Linked DNA regions of Homo sapiens: region 2 is linked to region 1. A link is a loop called in an ENCODE intact Hi-C map of the cell type or tissue named here. Cell type or tissue: A673. All regions are shown on one strand. Each heading gives the region's core, and the rest is flanking DNA. Links, peaks and the distances in the headings are about the cores only. Region 1 has its middle 5.6 kb from the start of AMN. Region 2 overlaps TECPR2 (tectonin beta-propeller repeat containing 2).

The links. Hi-C counts contacts between places; a loop is a spot of excess contacts. Peaks named below come from ENCODE experiments on the same cell type or tissue, not always from the same donor. Only the 100,000 strongest peaks of a DNase experiment are listed, where the experiment ranks them.
Region 2: it touches region 1 in a loop (11-fold over the local background); 9 of 110 quality-filtered maps call a loop at or near these places.

Annotation. Positions count from the first base shown.
Region 1 is chr14:102,912,040-102,922,063 of GRCh38, reverse strand. No RefSeq gene overlaps it. Among named protein-coding and RNA genes, the nearest start is that of AMN, 5.6 kb to the left of the region's middle. RefSeq lists enhancers at 5,215-5,354, 6,949-7,449, 7,793-8,382, 8,383-8,972 and a silencer at 7,292-7,341. In A673, for the core only: a CTCF peak has its summit at 4,006 (motif pointing right); a DNase peak (open chromatin) is centred at 4,013.
Region 2 is chr14:102,432,032-102,442,055 of GRCh38, reverse strand. TECPR2 (tectonin beta-propeller repeat containing 2) reads right to left here. Exons shown (of 20, transcript NM_014844.5): 8 at 9,928-10,024; 9 at 6,845-7,821; 10 at 3,851-4,034; 11 at 1,447-1,620. Among named protein-coding and RNA genes, the nearest start is that of ANKRD9, 73 kb to the left of the region's middle. RefSeq lists an enhancer at 1,721-2,228 and a silencer at 3,898-3,947. In A673, for the core only: a CTCF peak has its summit at 3,880 (motif pointing left); a DNase peak (open chromatin) is centred at 3,825; H3K4me3 peaks cover 365 bases; H3K27ac peaks cover 398 bases.

The DNA of each region.
Region 1 (10,024 bases), core at 616-8,615:
GATGGATGAGGATGGTGAGTGAAAAATGAATGAATGGCCGGGCGTGGTGGCTCATGCCTGTAATCCCAGCACTTTGGGAGGGTGAGGCAGGCGGATCGCGAGGTCAGGAGATCAAGACCATCCTGGCTAACGCGGTGAAACCCCGTCTATACTAAAAATATACAAAAAAATTAACCGGGCATGGTAGAAGGCGCCTGTAGTCCCAGCTACTTGGGGGGCTGAGGCAGAACGGCGTGAACCCAGGAGGTGGAGCTTGCAGTGAGCCACGATCGTGCGCTGCACTCCAGCCTGAGCGACAGAGCGAGACTCCGTCTCAAAAAAAAAAAAAAAAAAAGGAAAAGGAATGGATGGTAATCAGGGAGTGGTGGATGGATAATGGCATAAATGGATACATGGCCGACAGGTAGATCATAAAGAGTGGGTGTTGGCGGGGCACGGTGGCTCACGCCTGTAACCGCAGCACTTTGGGAGGCCAAGGCGGGCAGATCACCTGAGGTCGGGAGTTCGAGACCAGCCTGACCAACATGGAGAAACCCCATCTCTACTAAAAATACAAAATTAGATAGGCATGGTGGCACATGCCTGTAATCCCAGCTACTTGGGAGGCTAAGGCAGGAGAATCGTTTGAACCTGGAAGGCGGAGGTTGTGGTGATCGGAGATCACGCCACTGTGCTCCAGCCTGGGCAACAAGAGTGAAACCCCATCTCAAAAAAAAAAAAGTGGGTGTTAAATGGTGGATGTTTGGTGAGTGATGAATGCTGAATGGATGGATGGTGGATGGTGAATAGATAGATGGTAAATGGATAGATGGTGGATGATGGTTGCATAAATGGTGAATTGTGGATGGAGATGGACGGTGGATAGTGAATAGATGGTGGATAGTGAATAGACAGTGGATAGTGGATAATGGGTGGATAGTAGATGGTGGATAGGATGATAAATGGATGGGTAATGGATGGTAGATAAGTAGATAATGGATAAATGGTGGATGATGGATGGTAGGTGGATGATGGTTGGTGGGTGGTGGATAATGGACAAGTGAATGGTGATGAGTAGATGGTGAATATTAAGTGGATGGATGGGCGGCAGATGGTAGATAGTGGATGATAGATGGTGGATGGTGGATGGTAAGATGAATAGTGGTTGGTGGATGGTGGGTGGTGGATGGTGGGTGGATGGAAGGATGGGTGGTGAATGAGTGAATGGTGGATGGTGAATAGGTGGATGGTGGATGGTGGATGGTGAATGGCCGATGGTGGATGTGAATGGTGATGGGTGGTGGATGAATGGATGGATGAATGGCGAATGGTGGATGGCAGATTGTGGATAAGTGGATGGTGGATGGATGGATGGTGGATGGGTGAATGGGTGGATGGATGAATGGTGGATGGTAGACAGTGGATGAGGGATGATAGATGAATGGTGGGTGGTGGATGAGTGGATGGCGAATGGGTGAATGGACATATAGATGGGTGGATGGATGGATGGTGGATGGTGGGTGAGTGAATGATGGGTGGATGGTGGATGAAGGGATGGTGGATGGTAGATGGGTGGATGTGTGAATGGGTGGATGGATGAATGGACGCTGGATGAGTGAATTGTGGATGATGGATGAGTGGATGGTGGATATGTGAATGGGTAGAGGGATGGATGGGTAGATGGATGGTGGAGAATGGATGGTGGATGAGTGAATGGTGGATGAATGGATGGTAGGTTGTGGATGGGTGGATGGTGAATGTGTGGATGGATAGATGGTGGATGGATGGATAGTGGGAGTGGATGGTGGATGGATGAATGGTGGATAGATGGATGGTGGATGTATGCATGAATGGACGGTGGATAAATGAATGGTGAATGAATGAGTGGTAGATGGATGGAAGGTGATGGTGGATGGTGAATTGGGATAGATGGGTGGTGCGTTATGAATGGTGGATGATGGATGGTGGATGGATGGAAGGTGATGGTGGATGGTGAATGGGGATAGATGGATGTTGGATGATGGATGGTGGATGGATGGAAGGTGATGGTGGATGGTGAATGGGGATGGATGGTGGATGATGGATGGTAGATGGATGGAAGGTGATGGTGGATGGTGAATGGGGATAGATGGATGGTGGATGATGGATGGGAGATGGATGGAAGGTGATGGTGGATGGTGAATGGGGATAGATGGATGTTGGATGATGGATGGTGGATGGATGGAAGGTGATGGTGGATGGTGAATGGGGATAGATGGATGTTGGATGATGGATGGTGGATGGATGGAAGGTGATGGTGGATGGTGAATGGGGATAGATGGATGGTGGATGATGGATGGTGGATGGATGGAAGGTGATGGTGGATGGTGAATGGGGATAGATGGGTGGTGGATGATGGATGGTAGATGGATGGAAGGTGATGGTGGATGGTGAATGGGGATGATGGGTGGTGTGTTATGAATGGTGGATGGTGGATGGTAGGTAGATGGAAGGTGATGGTGGATGGTGAATGGGGATAGATGGGTGGTGCGTTATGAATGGTGGATGATGGGTGGTGGGTTGATATAGTATTTTGTAGAAGGACAGTTGATCAACAGACAGATGACGGATGGTAGATGAAAGCAGATAGTTGGCTGGGCGCGGTGGCTCACGCCTGTAACCCCAGCATTTTGGGAGGCTGAGGATGGAGTATCACTTGAGGTCAGGAGTTCAAGACCAGCATGGACAACATGGTGAAACCTTGTCTCTACTAAAAATACAAAAATGAGCCAAATGTGATGGTGCACATTTGTAATCCCAACTACTTGGGAGGCTGGGGCCGAATTGCTTCAACCTGGGAGGCAGAGGTTGCAGTGAGCCGAGATTGTGCCACTCCACTCCAGCCTGGGCGACAGAGTGAGACTCTATTAAAAAAAAAAAAAAAAAAAAAAAAAAAAAGAGTAGATAGTTGATTGTGGATGGTGAATGGGTAAGTGTATGGATGGCAGCTCACAGATGGTGAATGTTATTGGTGGATGGATGGATAGAAGAGTGATTATGGAAGGATGGTTGATGGATGGTAGATGGTAGTTGAATAAAGGAGAACGAGGGAAAGGGCGGACGGTGGCAAAATGAATCATGGTTGCATAGTGGATGGTTGATGGGTGAAAGAGAAATCGTAGCTGTTGAACAGATGTGTATGTATGGATAGTTGTTGCAATGCACGGTGGGTGAGAAAAAGTTGTGGATTTTGGATGTAGATGGATGGTGGACAAGACCAAATGGTGGAGGGATGGATTGATGGTGGATGAATAATGGTGAATGAATTTTAGATGATGTGTGAATGGATAGTAGTAAGTAGAGAGACAGTAGGTAGATGGATAAGAGTACAGGAGTTACTGGATATAAATCAATGGGTGGGTGGACAGAGCATGGTGGATAAATTGTGAATGAATGTGCGCTAGGTGATGGATGGATGATTGATGGGGGTTGGGGGAATGGGTCTGCAGTGCATGCTTGGATCTGCATCATGCACGTTGGAATGGCTGGGTGGTGAGTGAATGGAGGATGGATTTGTGGGTGTTGGGAAGCAGAGAGGTAGAAAGATGAACAGCAAATGGATTGTGCATGATGTTTGGATGATTTGATGATGGGGAGATGAGTTTCTGGGAGGGTGGTGAATTGGTCATTAGGGGATTACTGGTGGAGAGATGGATGGTGTGCCTTGTGGATTGGGGAGACACTGGTTGTAGCTGATGGAAGGGGGAGAATGGTGGATGGTTACACTGGGTTCCAATGGCAGGATGGTGGATGAGTGACTAGGGAAGGGTGCAGGAAGGATGGTGGAGGTGGGTATGTAGGCAGAGGACTGAAGGTGAAAGGGAAACTACTCAGTCTTGGAGACTTCCAGGGCCTTCCACCCTCCAGGCCATCCTGCTGTTTCCTGCACCCCCACCCCTCATCTGCAGACTCTGCCATGAGCACCCCTTTGCTTGGCCTGGTATTTGCTTCTTTCATGAGTGATATGCTGCATCCGGGGAGGAAGGAGCCGCCACTGGGGGGAGCTCTGCCTCTTTTTGTGTCCCGGGTGGGCGCCTTGCCTCGACATCTCTGATGCCACCAGCATTGCCCCTTACCTTGGAGGGATCGCCTTGAGCAGAGGTCCCTGCGCTCAGTGGCTCTGTGGTGCTGGCCCAGCCTAGGACGGGGAGGGTGGGTCCTCACGGTCCTGGAGTTTGGCTGCCCCTTGCTGGACTCACATGTCCTCAACCAGGAACAAACAGGATACTTGGGGGTCACAACTGTTTTGCCCCTTGTCTTGCTTCTCAGTGGGAAGGAGGCAGTTTGACTGACAGGGCTGCGTTGGGCTTCACCCCTGAGTGTCTGGCTCTGCCCCCCATCCCCACCGCCACCATAAATGCAGAGGGCCAGGTGAGGCTCAGCAAACTTCACCCCTGGTGCTCAGGGCCACAGCCAGGACTGAAAGGGCCCAGAGGCTGGGGCTCCCTCTCCTGATGGTGGGGCCTCAGGGGAGTCCAGAGTGCTGGACGGCCAGGACTTGGGGCAGCAATGGAGCCTCTTTGACTACTGCTGCTCCACCTGGGCAGGCCATTCCTAGATTGTGCTGTGTGGAGAGGGTAGTGAGGCCACTTGGCTTCCTGGTCAGGGGAGGCTTCCTGAAAAAGGTGGCATTAAAATGAGACAGGAAGGATGAGATCACAGCTGCAGCCACAGTGAGGAGGTTGAATTGAAGGTGGCAGACCATAGGGGGCTGGGGCTGGCTGGGTGGGGTATTGGGATCCATCTCTCTTGCCCTGAGTGGCCTCTGGAGGTGGGTCCAGCAGTCAGAGGGTGGCCCAGCGAGCTCACATGAGGCAGCAGATAGGCACCAGGGCGCTGGGCAGACAAGCGGTACCAGAACCACTCACATGCAAAGATGTGAGCTGAGGAATGGCTGCGACCGCACTGCAGGTGCCATGTGTGCACAGAAAGCCCTTGAGCATATGCACAGGTGCCCCCGGCCCTCAGGCACACATGAGGGCACAAACTTGCAAATGGCTCAGAACCTCAGCAGGGACGTGGAGAAATGCAAAGCCCCGGAGTTTCCTCCAGTAAGAAGAACCTCTCACGGCCCAACTGCTTCAGCGCAGGCTTCAGCATCTAGAGGCTGTCTCAGTCTCTTGGTCCCTGTGTCTGTCTCCGCTATGGCTGGCGGCCCTCCTGTGTTGGTTTCCGTGTGCACGGCCTTCTCCACGTGGCAGGGAAGGTGTCTTGGGAGAGTGAGACTCACCACCTCCTTGACCAGGCCATGGCAGGAGGGTCTCAGTGAGGTCTCTGATTGGTTCCTGTCTCCAACTCTGCACCAGTTCCTGTAGCCTGAGGTTGCTGTGCTCTGACTGGCCACGCTGGCTCACAGCCTCCCCTGAGGTGTGGAGGCAGCAAGAGTGACAGCCCTGCCTCCTGCACATGGCAGGGCCAGGGAAAAGGTGGGGTGGGCCTGGGACATCAGCAAGACAGGGAAAGAGCCCGCCAAGGCCTTGAGACGGGAACATGAGGGATGCTTCGAGGGAGCCAAGAACACCCGGTGCAGTGGCTCATGCCTGTGGTCCCGGCGCCGCAGAGGCTGAGGAAGAATTGCTTGAGCCCAGGAGGTTGAAGCTGCAGTGAACTGCGATTACCCCAGCCTGGGCCTCAGAGCAAGACCTCAGGTTTTTGGGGTTTTTTGTTTTTGTTTTTAAAGGAAGGTGGCTGGGCACAGTGGCTCACACCTGTAATCCCAGCACTTTGGGAGGCCAAGGCAGGCAGATCACCTGAGGTCAGGAGTTCGAGATCAGCGTGGCCAACATGGTGAAACCCCATCTCTACTAAAAATATAAAAATTAGCTGGGCGTGGTGATGGGTGCCTGTAATCCCAGCTACTTGGGAGGCTGAGGCAGGAGATTTGTTGGAACCCAGGAGGCAGAGGTTGCAGGGAGCTGAGCTTGCGCCACAGCACTCCAGCCTGGGCGAGAGAGCAAGATCTGTCTCACAAAAAAAGGAAGGCAAGAGGCAGGAGAGGAGGGAAGAGAGTGCAGGTGAGGCCAGGAGGCTTGCTGAGAGCAGCTGTTGCTGGGTGGGTTGGATACAACTCAGAGGGAAGCCCAGGAGGGTATGGACCAGGGGTCTCCACCTAGCTTGGATGGGGCTGGGCCTGCTGTCTGCTGGGGTGGGGGACAGGCAGAGCCCCCCTGGTGGCATCTAGCGGTGGTCGGACCAGTCCTGGGCGCTGTCTAGGACTCAAATGCCATATGACACTGCAATTCACTTCGCCTCCATTCGTCACCTGCAGAGCAAGGGTGGCAGCGCCCATCTCACAGGGCGCAGGGACCCAGTGCCCCTTCAGGCTGCAGCCCTGGCCTGGGGGTTGGGGGGTAGGGAAGCAGGAGCACCAGGAGACGAGAGCTCAGCCCCGGAGGAACCGTTGGTCCCTTCTCCATCCATGGACAATGGGAGGAAGGAGGAGGACATCAGGGTGTTGGGGAGCTGAGGGTCTCGGGAGCACCAGCTAGGAAGCTGCCCCTGAGTGACTTGCTTCAACCCCACCCCAGATGGGGAGGGCTCTGCAAGACTTGGACCAGGGGCCAGCCACTGTCCCGCCTCCACCTCCACTCCTCCTTCCGCACGGAGGGTTAATCTGCCCCTGCCCCTGCGCTGTATGGAGGGAAATGTTGTCAGGTGTTCACCGGCCTCCGGGTCAAGAGGAGCCGCTGCTGGCAGTCAGGGTCACTGACTTGGTACTCAAAAACCCTTACTGTCCCTCCTTGGGCAGAGTCCCCGCAAGGCTGGCTGGACCAGGACGTGAGTGGATGTGACCCGGGCTATGTATGTGGAGCCCGGGCACAGCTGATGGAGAGCAGTCACCCGGCACGAGGTGACCAGCGAGAGCTGCGCCAAGCAGGCCGCCCGAGATGGAGCTGGGCCCACGGGTGCTGAGGAACGGCTGGGACCACACTGCAGGTGCCATGTGTGCACAGAAGGCCCTTGACCATATGCACAGGTGCCCCCGGCCCTCAAGCACACATGGGGACACATGCTTGCAAACGGCTCAACCCTCAGCAGGGAGTCGGAGAGCTGTGGAGCCCCAAGTGCCACAGGGGCCAGGGAAGTGGCGGGAGCCAAGTGCCTGTGGGTGCCGGGAGTCCTCCGAGCCGAATGGCTGCAGGCCAGGGTGCAAGGCCCAGCCCGGGAGGGCACAGCCGCCTTCCCCAAGGTCCAAGGTCCCTTGCAGGGGTTTTTCCTGTGGGCGATGTCCTGTCCATGTCGAGTGCTTTCCATGTGGCCTCTCGGGTGGACGCCAGCATCATCTCCCTTTGACATGAAGCAGAGGTGCTGGGTATGCACTCATGTGAGCTGTGCCCCTGGCTCCTAGACCCCTCCCAGCAGGTGCCAGCCCTCTTCCTGCCCTGTGCCCAGATCTGGGCCCCTTTGGCTCCCTGGGGTCTGGGCAGGGGGTTCTGAGCTCTGCCCTGCGAGGCTGACCCTGGGGCCTGGGGGTCCCTGGGGACTGAGCCCATTCAAAGCTGTGGTCTGAGTGGAGGAAGTGGGTTGGGATGGCCCCACAGGTGTCTTTCCCCTCCACCTTTAACTTCTAATCGAGTAACTCCGGCACAGGACCGAGTCCCCCAAGCGGCACTGAGGCATTTATTTGAAGGACACAGACCCCAGGCCTGGCCTCCAGCCTCCAAGTCACCTGTGGCTGCAGGGTCAAGGCAGAGGCTTTAAGGATGACCTTGAAAATTAAAAAACTAAGACAAAAAGCATAGGCGGCGCGGACACCTCCCCTGCACAGCACTTTGGTTCTTCTGGTCTTTTAACAAGAAATGGTTGATTTTAGGGTTAGATTATGCAACTACTCATTTTCAGAAAACAGAAAACCCCCTGGACTTCAATTCAGAATCTGATTTCTAGGCTTCCACCCATGTGGTTCCACTGGTGTCCTGCAGGGCTTGTGAGCGGGTCCGAGTGCCGCTGTCTCCCACAGGACTGCAGGGCAGTGTGAGCCGGGTGTGCCGCCTGATCCAGCCCAGCAGCCGAGCCCCAGCCTCCGCCCCAGGCCTTGCTTTCCTTACCAGAACTCGAGATTACCGGCCTCTCACCAAGTACGGTTGCGCTTTCAGTCCAGACTCTTCCCTGGTTTGGATGCTGGGTTGACTCTTGGGCGTGGGGGCTGCTGCAGTGCAGAGTCAGGGCCACGGAGGGCTCTGAGCGTGTGCCTCCCTGCTCTGCACCGCTCCCCTTCCGGCATCACTCATCTGGGCCAGAACAGAGCAGCCCCCTGAGCTGAGGGGAGGCAGGCGAGGGCCACGGCCTCCTCCTTCCCTAGGCCTAGACTGTGACACCCCTGGTTCCCAATTCCCTGCAAGATCTGGGCTGCCCCACAGCAGGACGGAGCCAGGTGATGGCCCGGTGTGCACCTGAGGGCTGGACTCAGTCCCTCCAACCCCCTTGAGGTCTGGACGTCAGGCTGGGGGCAGGGAGTCCCTGCCCAATGCCCTGGGGGGAGCAGCTCAGAAGCTCCCCTTCCTCCCCCCCGCCGTTTCTTGCTGCATGATCTGAGGCCAGCTCTGCAGATGTCCCCACCAGCACCCTCAGCCCAGGCCAGTCCAGCAGGTCTTGGGGTTTGCCGCCCATCTCCTCTCCTGTAGGACTCCCAGGAGGGTGCAAGAATCCAGGCCGGGGGTGGCTCACGCCTGTAATCCCAGCACTTTGGGAGACCGAGGCGGGGGGATCACTTGAGCTCAGGAGTTCCGGACCACCCCGGGCAACATGGCGAAACCGTCTCTATTAAAAATACAAAAATTAGCCTGGCATGGTGGCATGCGCCTGTGGTCCCAGCAACTCAGGAGACTGAGGTGGGAGGATCACTTGAGCCTGAGAGGTTGAGGCTGCAGTGAGCTGAGATCACACCACTGCACTCCAACCTGGGTGACAGAGAGAGACCCCAGCTCAAAAAAAAAAAAAAAAGGGAGGCCAAGGCACGCGGATCACCTGTGTTCGGGAGTTTGACCAACAGGTAGAAACCCCGTCTCTACTAAAAGTACAAAAAATTGGCCAGGCGTGGTGGCGCATGCCTGTAATCCCAGCTACTTGGGAGGCTGAGGCAGGAGAGTTGCTTGAACCCAGGAGGCAGAGGTTGTGGTGAGCCAAGATTGCGCCACTGCACTCCAGCCTGGGTGACAAGTGAAACTCCGTCTCCAAAAAAAAAAAAGGAATCCAGTTTCTGCAATCCCTCAAGCCTCCAGCTGACATTCCCCATTCATCGGCACATCGCGCTGGCTGTCCTCGCCATCCCACCCCCGGCCCAGCTCACACTTGCGGTCAGCGGTGACAACTGCACACTGCCTGGTCTCCATAGGTGTCCCGGTGTCCTCAAGGCTGCGGCAGGACCCTGGGCTTGAGCGCCCAGGGAGATGGATGGAGCGCAGGCCCCCACCACAGGGGTGTGAGGATTTGGGATCCCCCAGACGGAAGGACCAGCAAGGCTGTGTCCTGGGGCAGCTCCCGGGAGCCAAGGTACCACAGGCTCCCCATCGTGTGTGGGGTGGAGGCTGCCAGTCCCAGGATTCCAGCGCCCCACTACTGCCACCAGCCAGGGCACGGCAGGGGTGGTGTGGGCCCGCAGAGAGGGCGGGGCTGGTGCTGCGCTGGCAAGGGACCCTCAGGAGAGGCCCTGAGACCCTGAGGGAGGACCCTGGGGTGCTGCTCCTAGGTCCACTCCTCCCTGCTCAGTGGGCCACACGTGGGGACCGATGGCATCTGTTCTGGATGTGGCCCCATGCAGTGCCTTGAAGGATGGGGAGGGACTGAGCAGGGCGCTGTGGTGGCTGCAGGGGACCCTGGGAGTGGCAGGACAGTGGGGGAGGGCTGAGCGGTTCTCCCCATCTGATAATTTTGGGGGAGATGCAGGGCTTCCTGCTACCAGGCCTGACCCAAACAACTTCCTGGAGAAATGGAAGGCAGGCCATGGTGGCGGTGACAGCCCAGGAGCCCTTAACTGCCACGAGCAGCTGCCAGAAGGACACTGCCC
Region 2 (10,024 bases), core at 734-8,733, 480 kb after region 1:
AGTGAGCCGAGATTGTGCCACTACACTCCAGCCTGGGCAACAGAGCGAGATTCCGTCTCAAAACAACAACAACAACATTCTCCTGGAATCAACAACATTAAACGCCTGGAAGACTGATCTTTACATAAATCCAACGTGGCCTCTGGACAACTGACGATAACTCCTGCCCCACAGTCCTTCCAGATACTGATAAATCACATTGCTGGTGGAAGATCCTTCCCCATTCTGCTGACAGTAAACACTGACTGTCATTACAGCTTATTTTTAATAAGCAAGTCCCACTGTGCCCTTCCATCAGCTAAAAACTTCCCTGAGGGCAGCTTCCTGTGACTTGCTGAACTGCTATTTTTGTTTTGTTTTGTTTTGAGACGGAGTCTCGCCCTGTCACCAGGCTGGAGAGTGCAGTGGCGCGATCTCAGCTCACTGCAAGCTCTGCCTCCCAGGTTCAAGTGATTCTTGTGCCTCAGGCTCCCAAGTAGCTGGGATTACAGGCAAGCGCCACCACGCCCAGCTAATTTTTTGTATTTTTTTTTTTTTTTTTAGTAGAGACAGAGTTTCACCATGTTGGCCAGGTTGGTCTTGAACTCCTGACCTCAGGTGATCTGCTCGTCTAGGCCTCCCAAAGTGTTGGGATTACAGGCATGAGCCACCACACCTGGCCTGAACTGCTATTTAGAGCAAATTATGGCCTGGTGTGGTGGCTCACACCTGTAATCCCAGCACTTTGGGAGGCTGAGGCGGGCAGATCACTTGAGGTCAGAAGTTCAAGACCAGCCTGGCCGACATAGTGAAACTCCATCTCTACTAAAAATACAAAAAAATTGGCTGGGCGTGGTGATGGGCACCTGTAATCCCAGCCTGTGATCAGGAAGCTGAGGCAGGAGGATCACTTGAACCCAGGAGGCAGAGGTTGCAGTGAGTCAAGATGGCACCACTGCATGCCAGCCTGGGCAAGAGAGCGAGACTCCGTCTCAAAATAAAAAAGAGCAAATTATTTCTTTTTTTTTCCTGGCCCACGGGTAAGTAAGTATATAGGAGCCGGGCTTTGATATGGCTGAAAAAAAAAATGCAGCCACTTAAACTTTAGCTTAAAGGGGGAAATGAATTTTATGTCCTTCCTCTGTATTCTTACCTCTTAAGATCTAACATTGTAGGATACGTGATATGCGGTGGTTGGCCATAGGAGAATAAGATTCTGTTTCTGTATCTCACCAAATAATCCTATTCATTTTTGCCCTAAATTTGTCCTGGGTTGAGTTTGTGTCAATGCAGGAAACTGCTAATACATGCCAAATGGCAAATACTCTCTTCCCAGAAGTGTCTTAATTCGAATGGATTTAGCCTCTTAATCATAGCGATTGTGGTAAGCATGTTACTAGCAAAGCAGGGTGCAGCAGAGGCAGTGACGGCAGAGCTGGCAGGCCTCTAAGCGTGGCCCGCGGTTACCTGTCTGCAAGTATAGGTCCCCACTGGTCCTGATGATCCAGGCCGTGTCATCGCTCAGGGCCACAAACACTGCCTGGGGCAGGGCTTCGTACCAGTGCCGCTTCCCCTTGATGGTGACTTTCCCACAAGCAAAAGCCCGGTTAGATTTCTGTTCAATCTTCCAGAGAAGGGCTCCTATGGAAATAAAAATTCTATTCACTGTCCAATAAATACTAGAATATATTTCTATACAAAAGTCTTCATGCTGGGCATTGAGGGGAGAAAGATTTCTAAAACACATCCTGTTCTGTCCCCCCAAGTGGGGAAAGAGGCCACCAGACCCAGGTTTGGGCCCTTGGCCACCACCCAGTGGCTATGCAGCTTCAGGCTCCATGTCACCGCCCGTCTCCAAGCTTCACTTTCCTCCTGGGCCGTGGGGATCATCTCCACCTTACAGGGCTGCTCTAAAGACTGCAGACGGAAGCAGATCAACCACATGGCCACAGAGCTGGGCACATGACAGGCGCTCCTCACACGGGAGGAGAAACACTGATGACATTATTAGGTTTGATAAGTCTCCAAATAAACATCCTAAGCACAACTAGTGCCCTAGGAGAGGCTGAAAAAGTCCTTTAGGGATTCAAAGAGAAGGATCAGTTCTGGATGAGCTGAATGGAAAAGGTGCACAGAAGGAACACACTTGCACTGAGTTGGCCTGTTTTCACTGTGAAGAGGACTTTGATGAAGAGATGGAGGAGGAGAGAGGAAAGGGAAGGCAGGATAGCGCTGCAGCTGGAGGCCTGGAGCAGGCCGACGCAGGCAAGGCAAGGGGCCACCAGTGATCACCGAGTGTCAGCTGGGCTGGACTAGAGGGCCTGTCGAGCATCTCTGCCTGTGGTGCCCCCGGCACAAGGGCTCTGCTGCCCACCAAGGACATGGGACTGGGCCCTGAAGGACGCCTCAACTGAGCAGGTGAATCTCATGGAGATACAGAGTTCCCGCTAGCACAGTGAGGGACCAAGGGGCCTGGGAATACAAGTAACTAATATAGTCAGGAATAGAACCAAAGTTCTAAAAGGCTAAGGAGACAAACCTGAAGGTAAATGATACCAACGAGAAATGAATTAAAACACACAACTGTGTAATGACAGCTTGTGGAGTGGGTTGTTAGCCAGTCTCTAAAGAAAAATATTTTTCAAACAAACAGTGAAAGCAAGCAAGAAAAACAACGCTGAACAAACTAATATTTTAAACAGTGACAGAGACCAGGGAGAATTAAGGGAAATTCATCCCGAAACACAGTGAAGTTACAGAGAACAGACAGGTCCCAAGCCACAGACTCAGCTTCGGCTTCGTCTGACTTCTATTCCAATGTCCTGACAGTAAACCAGGCTGCTTCAAGGCAAAAGTGTCCCCACTGGCGTAGGTGCCGACGTGGCCAACACAACCTTAAGAAAAAACAAGCAAAGCCGGGCGTAGTGGCTCTCACCTGTAATCCCAGCATTTTGGGAGGCTGAGGCGGGCGGATCATGAGGTCAGGAGATCAAGACCATCCTGGCTACCACAGTGAAACCCCGTGTCCACTAAAAAAATACAAAAAAATTAGCTGGGCGTGGTGGCGGGTGCCTGTAGTCCCAGCTACTGGGGAGGCTGAGGCAGGAGAATAGTGCGAACCTGGGAGGTGGAGCTCGCAGTGAGCTGAGATTGTACCACTGCACTCCAGCCTGGGCAACACAGCAAGACTCTGTCTCAAAAAAAAAAAAAAAAGAAAGAAAGAAAGAAAAAGCAAGCAAATGATTCCATGCAGATATGGGAGGTCTTCCAGCTCAGGAGAACATCGTTCAGGAAACACCAGCTCCAGTTCACTAACAATGGCCTAACAGCAGCATGAAAGAATGAATGGACTTTCCTTTTAGAGTCAGGGAGTAGACTGTTCACCCACAGCAGAGAGCTCATTAAAACAGAATTCCTAAAGAGGAAGCCAAATAATTGGAATATATCTAACATATCCATAGGCCCGTCTTCGTTAGTTCGGTTGCTTTAAAGCAACAATGAGAAAGAGAAACACGTATTATTTTTATGAAGAGTTAGTATATTAATATCCCTAAAAAAGTCCCTCAATTTTCAAACTTTTTGTCTAGCTTACAAAAATACGATCAGAGCTTACCATTGCAATTAATAAAGAAAACAAAAACTCAAACTGAACACCCATTTACACTACGAATTGACATCCAATGAAGCAATTCACGTTCTTTGGAGACAACCCCTCAAACGTTCCTGAAGAGGCAAACCTGGTGAACGCACGGCAGCGTGAGCCCAGAGCTGCTGCAGGGGAGCCCTGTACTAAGATGTCTGCACCCCGGGGGCGGGGAGCAGGAGCGGCGAGCGGGAGCAGGGAGCGGGAGCAGGGAGCGGGGAGGCGAACCTGAGGGCGAGACTGCCACCTGCTGGACAGCATCTTCAAACTTCTGCCAGCGCAGCCCGGCGCCCGGCAACGCGCTGCAGAACAGGCCGCCTTTGTAGTCCAGGCACCAGATATACTTCTCGGAGACCACCAAGCTGAGGATGCCATAGCCGGGACCCGAGTAGCCCATCCAGCTTTCTGCAAACTAACAAGGGAAGAGCCAGTGAGTTCTGTGGCAGAGGACACAGCCACATTTGGCTTACTGTTCTCAGTAAGAAAGGTGAGAGGATATCATTAACACGAGACGGTAAAACGGGTCAGCAAGACGCCAAGTCAACCCTTCTCCCAACCCCTGCTATCTGTGGACACCCCTCTACTACAAACCTTCTGAGACGCGTGCTGCTGTCTCCCTACAAAGACTCCCTGGAGTCCCTGGATGACATTTTCTCCTGTTCTAACACCTTTGCAAATGTAACGCTTAGAGCATCACATCACGTTACGAAGGAGCTGCTATTATTCTGCAGGCATACCTCACCTTACACAAAGAGCCAGGTTCTTCAACATTTGGATGCAAGTCAATTTTTTGTAGTCTAATCATTACAGAGGCACTGGATATATGGCACTACCACTGTCTTTCTTTTTTCCACCATATTTTCTTTTTTTTTTCCTTTTTGAGACAGAGACTCGCTCTGTCGCCCAGGCTGGAGTACAGGGGCACAATCTCGGCTCACTGCAACCTCCGCCTCCTGGGTTCAAGCAAGTCGCAATTCTCCTGCCTCAGGCTCCTGAGTACTTGGGATTACAGGCATCTGCCACCACACCCGGCTATTTTTTGTATTTTTAGTAGAGACGGGGTTTCGCCATGTTGGCCAGGCTGGTCTCGAACTCCTGACCTCAGGTGATTCGCCCACCTTGGCCTCCCAAAGTGCTGGGATTACAGGCGTGAGCCACTGTGCCCGACCTTGCTAGAATTCTTTTAAAAATCAAAGCTAAATAAAGTCTTTGTACTTTAATACTTTTCAATAAATGCAAAGAAGATAAATGTATTTGTACAGATACCCACATAGAAGTTAACTACTTCAAAGAAAATGGTGCCCAACTCTTCTCAATCCAGCCCTGCTCACCATGGCAAGTCTTACTTCCACACCGAACCTCCAAATAAAAACACACCATAAAATTTCTTGGCTTCCCAGCTACCTGGAGTGGGATGAGGAAGGGAGGAAGTTAGAGAGTCAGGGGCTCAAAGGGCCAGGATCCCTGTCACCTAAGTGAGGGCTTTCCTAAATTTCTGGCCTAGAATTCCAATACCCCACCCCACCGACAGTCTGCCTGGCTAACGCCCAGACATTAGGGGGCCATGCTGCTTGCGCTTCCTGCAGCCCTGTACTTTGCTCAGTACCCTCACCTGAGTCCCACTCAACTGCGAGGATGTGAACATGTACCTGGCTCCCCCTCAAGACTCTGAGGCTCAGGAAGATGGAATCCACAACTAGCTGCCATCTGCACTGTGGTCCCCAGCATAATCACAGAGGCTGACAGTCAAGGCCACTCAAGAACCACTGGGTTGAAAAGATAAATGCCGGATGACTGAATAAAAGGCCACCCTTGGCCAGGCACAGCAGCTCACACCTGTAATCCCAGCACTTTGGGAAGCCGAGGCAGGCAGATTGCTTGAGCTCAGGAGTTCGAGACCAGCTTGGGCAATATGGCAAAACCCCTTCTCTACAAAAAATACAAAAATTAGCTGGGCATGGTGGCACATGCCTGTAGTCCCAGTGACTCAGGAAGCTGAGGCAGGTGGATCACTTGAGCTTGGGGAGGTCGAGGCAGCAATGAGCCATGATTGCGCCACTGCGCTCCATCCTGGGTGACAGAGTGAGACCCTGTCTCAGAAAAAAAAAAAAAAAAGAAAGAAAGAAGAAAAAAAAGCCAGACTTATGGCGTTTTGTCTCAAAACAAGTAAGCAGCATGTTTCACTTCTGAGGCATGACAGCACAGAGGGTGAGTGAGGGGGTCCTGGGGCCCGCCCTTCATTTGCTATGTGACCTTGTGCAAGCTGTCTAGCTGTTCTGTGCTTCCATTTTCTCCTCTGTAAAATGGGGACAAGAAGAGTGCCTATTTTATAGTTCGTGTTTAGAGAAGTAAAAGAGTTAAACCTCTAAAGTGCTTTGTGGGATACCTGCACATGGTGAGCACTGACAAAGCGTCACACTGCTAGCACTGACAGAAGCCAGCGTAGACTGTGGAAAGCACACGTGGCTGTAAGTGCGCAGCCATAATTCATACCTCACATCGACAGTTAGTAGGAGACAGGGCAAGACACAGTTTTGAAACAAATATATCTAGTAATAATTACTTGCTAAGGGAAGTAGGCACTTTTAAAAAAATCACTTTTAATATAAAATGCTCAAGGACAGTTAAAAGTCATCTCCTAGTTACATGTGCTGGGTGGACCTACAAAGACTGGTTACTCCAAACTGGTTCCTGTACAGCTCGCAGGGGAGCCTTGGAGCCACTGTTCGGAGGTTGAGGAGACAGCAGTTCTGGAAATGGCCTCGTGCTCTTGCAGATGGTTCCTTGGAGGGGTGTGAGGAGAAGGACAGGAGACTCCCTGCCTCCAAACTGCTCAGAGCTTTCTCTACTCCACAGGTGGACAGTCCTCTGCCCACTGGTTTTCTGAGATGGCCCCAGGCCAATTCAGCCCTGCCCTACGATGGCTAACAGTAAGTGCCTACACCAGCCTGCACTTGTGGGGTCAGAGGAAACAGCAAGACGCTACCTTGGTTGGGGAGGCAGGTTACTGAGCAGGGTAGAACAGGTCAGAAGTAGTTCAAGCCATTCATAGTCCCTGTGCTGGAAATCCCCTGAAACCCAGACTTGAAAACAGAGTTGGCCTACGGATTTTGCAGTAGGAATAGAATTTCTTTCCATGAGAAGGAAAATAATCAGTCTTGACAATTATTACCCTTAAGAAAGAAGCCTCAGCTACTTTTCCCACCACCCGAACCCACATACCTGATCTGGCTTGAGCAGCCCGGCGTCCTCTGCACCCAGCCGGCTCAGGTCCTGCTGGGAGCAACTAGGTCCGAGCTCTGTCACACTCGTCTCTGAGGATGAAGAAGGAAGCCCGTGGGCATAGATGTCCTCCTCATCGCTGGACGTCAATGTCTGATCCCGTGGAGGCTGCTCAAGCCAGGGCTTGTGAGTGCTGGCTGCCAAGGCAGAGACCGGAGTCAGCTGTCCTCCCACACTCCCCAAGACACGTTCAGAAATGGGTATTTCTTTCTGACCTGTGTCATCATCAGTGACAGCATGCCAGAGATTTGTGCTGAGGTGGCCAGAGGCCTCCATGCTGGTTAGGATGTCCTGCTCTTGGCTGGGCTCCACGGGGCTGCCTTCATCAGCTCTGGTCCCAGGCAGCCACTGTTCAGCACTTGGGGCCCAGCTGAGGCTGGAAGGCACAGTGAGTGAGTTCAGGAGGGGGACTTCACAAAAAGTGCTTTGGGGGCCAATGGGTTGGATGTCTTCCCCATCATGCGCCCCAGGAGAGCTGTCCTGTTCTTGGAAGGGTAACTGTGTGCTATTTGGTCCATCATCTGCAGGACACGGCTCATCTCCGAGTCCCGTGACATCACTGCCTCCCACATCTTCCCTCGCTCCATTGAGCAGCTCCCGCCCATGTGCATGGTGACAGTGTGGCATTTCAGTTCTAATGTCATCTTCCTCAGCCAGAGAATCAGGCATTGATCCTGACACCTCCAGGACATTAAACGTTTCGGGGTCAGTATTTTCCTGTGGGACACCGTTCACTTCACCATTGAAGCTGCTTTCCTGGTCTGGAGACTCTGCACTTAACTGATCCACGCTACTGCCCAGGACACTTGAGGTCATCGACAGCAAGTCTGTGTTCAAGGACTGGGGACTGTCCCCAGGAAATTCGGAGCAGGGTGTCGATTCCAGGGAGCTGTGACAGGTGCTCCTGCTTCCACCTTCTAATTCAGAATAAGAACATTCAAAATAAGGCACGGTTCTATATGATTAGTAAGAGACTAACTTGCACACATATTTTTGGCTCAAGAAAAAAAATTTTAAATAAAGGATATTTGGTGAATGAAGAATAAACCTCTTAAGTACAAATAATCCCAACAAAGAGATGCTTTCTATGCATGCAAGTACTGAACAAATCCATGGGTTTGAGGGCAGCTAAGAAAAACCAGGGGACAAACTGAGATGTTCACCTGGGTCACAAACCAATTCCTTATAATTATTAAAATGCTTAGAAATCTAATAACATTTCCTTCAGTGTTGCAGTCATCTTAGCTAGAGAGGATTAACAGGAACCAAGGAGTAAAAGGTTTGAAAAATTCAGTGTTACACAGCCATAACAAAGAATGAAATCTGGGCTGTGCACGGTGGTTCACGCTCATAAGCCATCCTAGCACTTTGGGAGGCCGAGGCGGGTGGGCCACCTTAGGTCAGGAGTTCAAGACCAGCCTGTCCAACATGGTAAACCCCTGCCTCTACTAAAAATACAAAAACTTAGCTGGGCGTGGTAGTGGGCACCTGTAATCCCAGCTACTCGGGAGGCTGAGGCAGGAGAATTGCTTGAACTTGGGAGGCGGAAGTTGCAGTGAGCCGAGATCGCACCATTGCACTCTAGCCTGGGTGACAACAGTGAAACTCTGTCTCCAATAAATTAAAAAATAAATAAATAAATAAATAAATAAATAAAAATAAAGAATGAAATCTTGTCCTTTACAGCAACATGGATGGAACCGCTGGCCGTAATCCTAAGCAAATTAATGCAACAGGAACAGAAAACCAACAGCATGTTCTGACTTGTAAGTGGGAGCCAAACACTGAGCACGCATGGACATAAACATGGGAAGGACAGACACTGTGGACCTCCAGAGCGGGAGAGGAGGCGGCATGGGTCAAAAGCCACCTACTGCATACTGTGCTCACTACCTGGGTGCTGTATACCCATGTAACAAACCTGCGCATGGACCCCCTGTATTTAAAATAAAAGTTGAAAAAAAAAAAGAAAAAAATTCAATGTTAAATCCCATATTTGGTAGCATATTCAACACTAAACATAAAATGTCCCAAGTATTTACCAGCATAGATCTTCTGGTTTCCACAACTTTCCACCCAGGCTCACAGAATCTCTGATTTAATCAATGGTATACATGGATAAACCAACACTTTTTTTTTTTTTTTTTTTGAGACGGAGTCTTGCTCTGTTGCGAGGCTGGAGTGCAGTGGCGTGACCTCGGCTCACTGCATCCTCTGCCTCCCAGGTTCAAGTGATTCTCCTGCCTCAGCCTCCCGAGTGACTGAGATTACAGGCACATGCCACCAAGCCCAGCTAATTTATGTGTTTTTAGTAGAGACGGGGTTTCACCATGTTGGCCAGGATGGTCTCAATCTCTTGACCTCGTGATCCGCCTGCCTCGGCCTCCCAAAGTGTTGGGATTACAGGCATGAGCCACTGCGCCCGGCCCCGACATTTTAATTTAAATACTAAAAACTATGCCAGGCGCGGTGGCTCACGCTGTAATCCCAGCACTTTGGGAGGCCGAGGCGGGCAGATCACCTGAGTTTGGGAGTTCAAGACCAGCCTGACCAACATGGAGAAACCCTGTATCTACTAAAAATACAAAATTCGCTGGGCATGCATACTCGGGAGGCTGAGGCAGGAGAATTGCTTGAACTCAGGAGGTGAGGTTGCAGTGAGCCGAGATCGTGCCATTGCACTCCAGCCTGGGCGACGAGCGAAACTCTGTCGCAAAAAATAAATAAATAATATAAATACATAAATAAATATTGAAAAGTACAAAACTGAGACCCTTTAAGCAGGGTGGTGAGTACACACAGGTGTTCTGTCATCATTTAGACCTTACAGTGTGTGTGTGTGTGTGTGTGTGTATTTTCCGTTAATGTGAAGTATTTTGCAGTAAAACTCCTTTGGGGAAGAAATGTATGTGTTCTCTGCTTTTGGATGTATGGAGCATTGCTCACTCAGTGAGCAGCAGCACTCCCAGAGAATCTGGAAAGACTGTAACCCCAGATGGGTGTGTGCCAGCTACAGAGGGTACCTGTCTTCTTCTTCTTCTTCTTCCTTTTCACTTTGATAGGCTTCACGACAAGCTCCTGGTCAAAGTCCTCTGAGCTGATGGCGTTGAATCTCTGTGA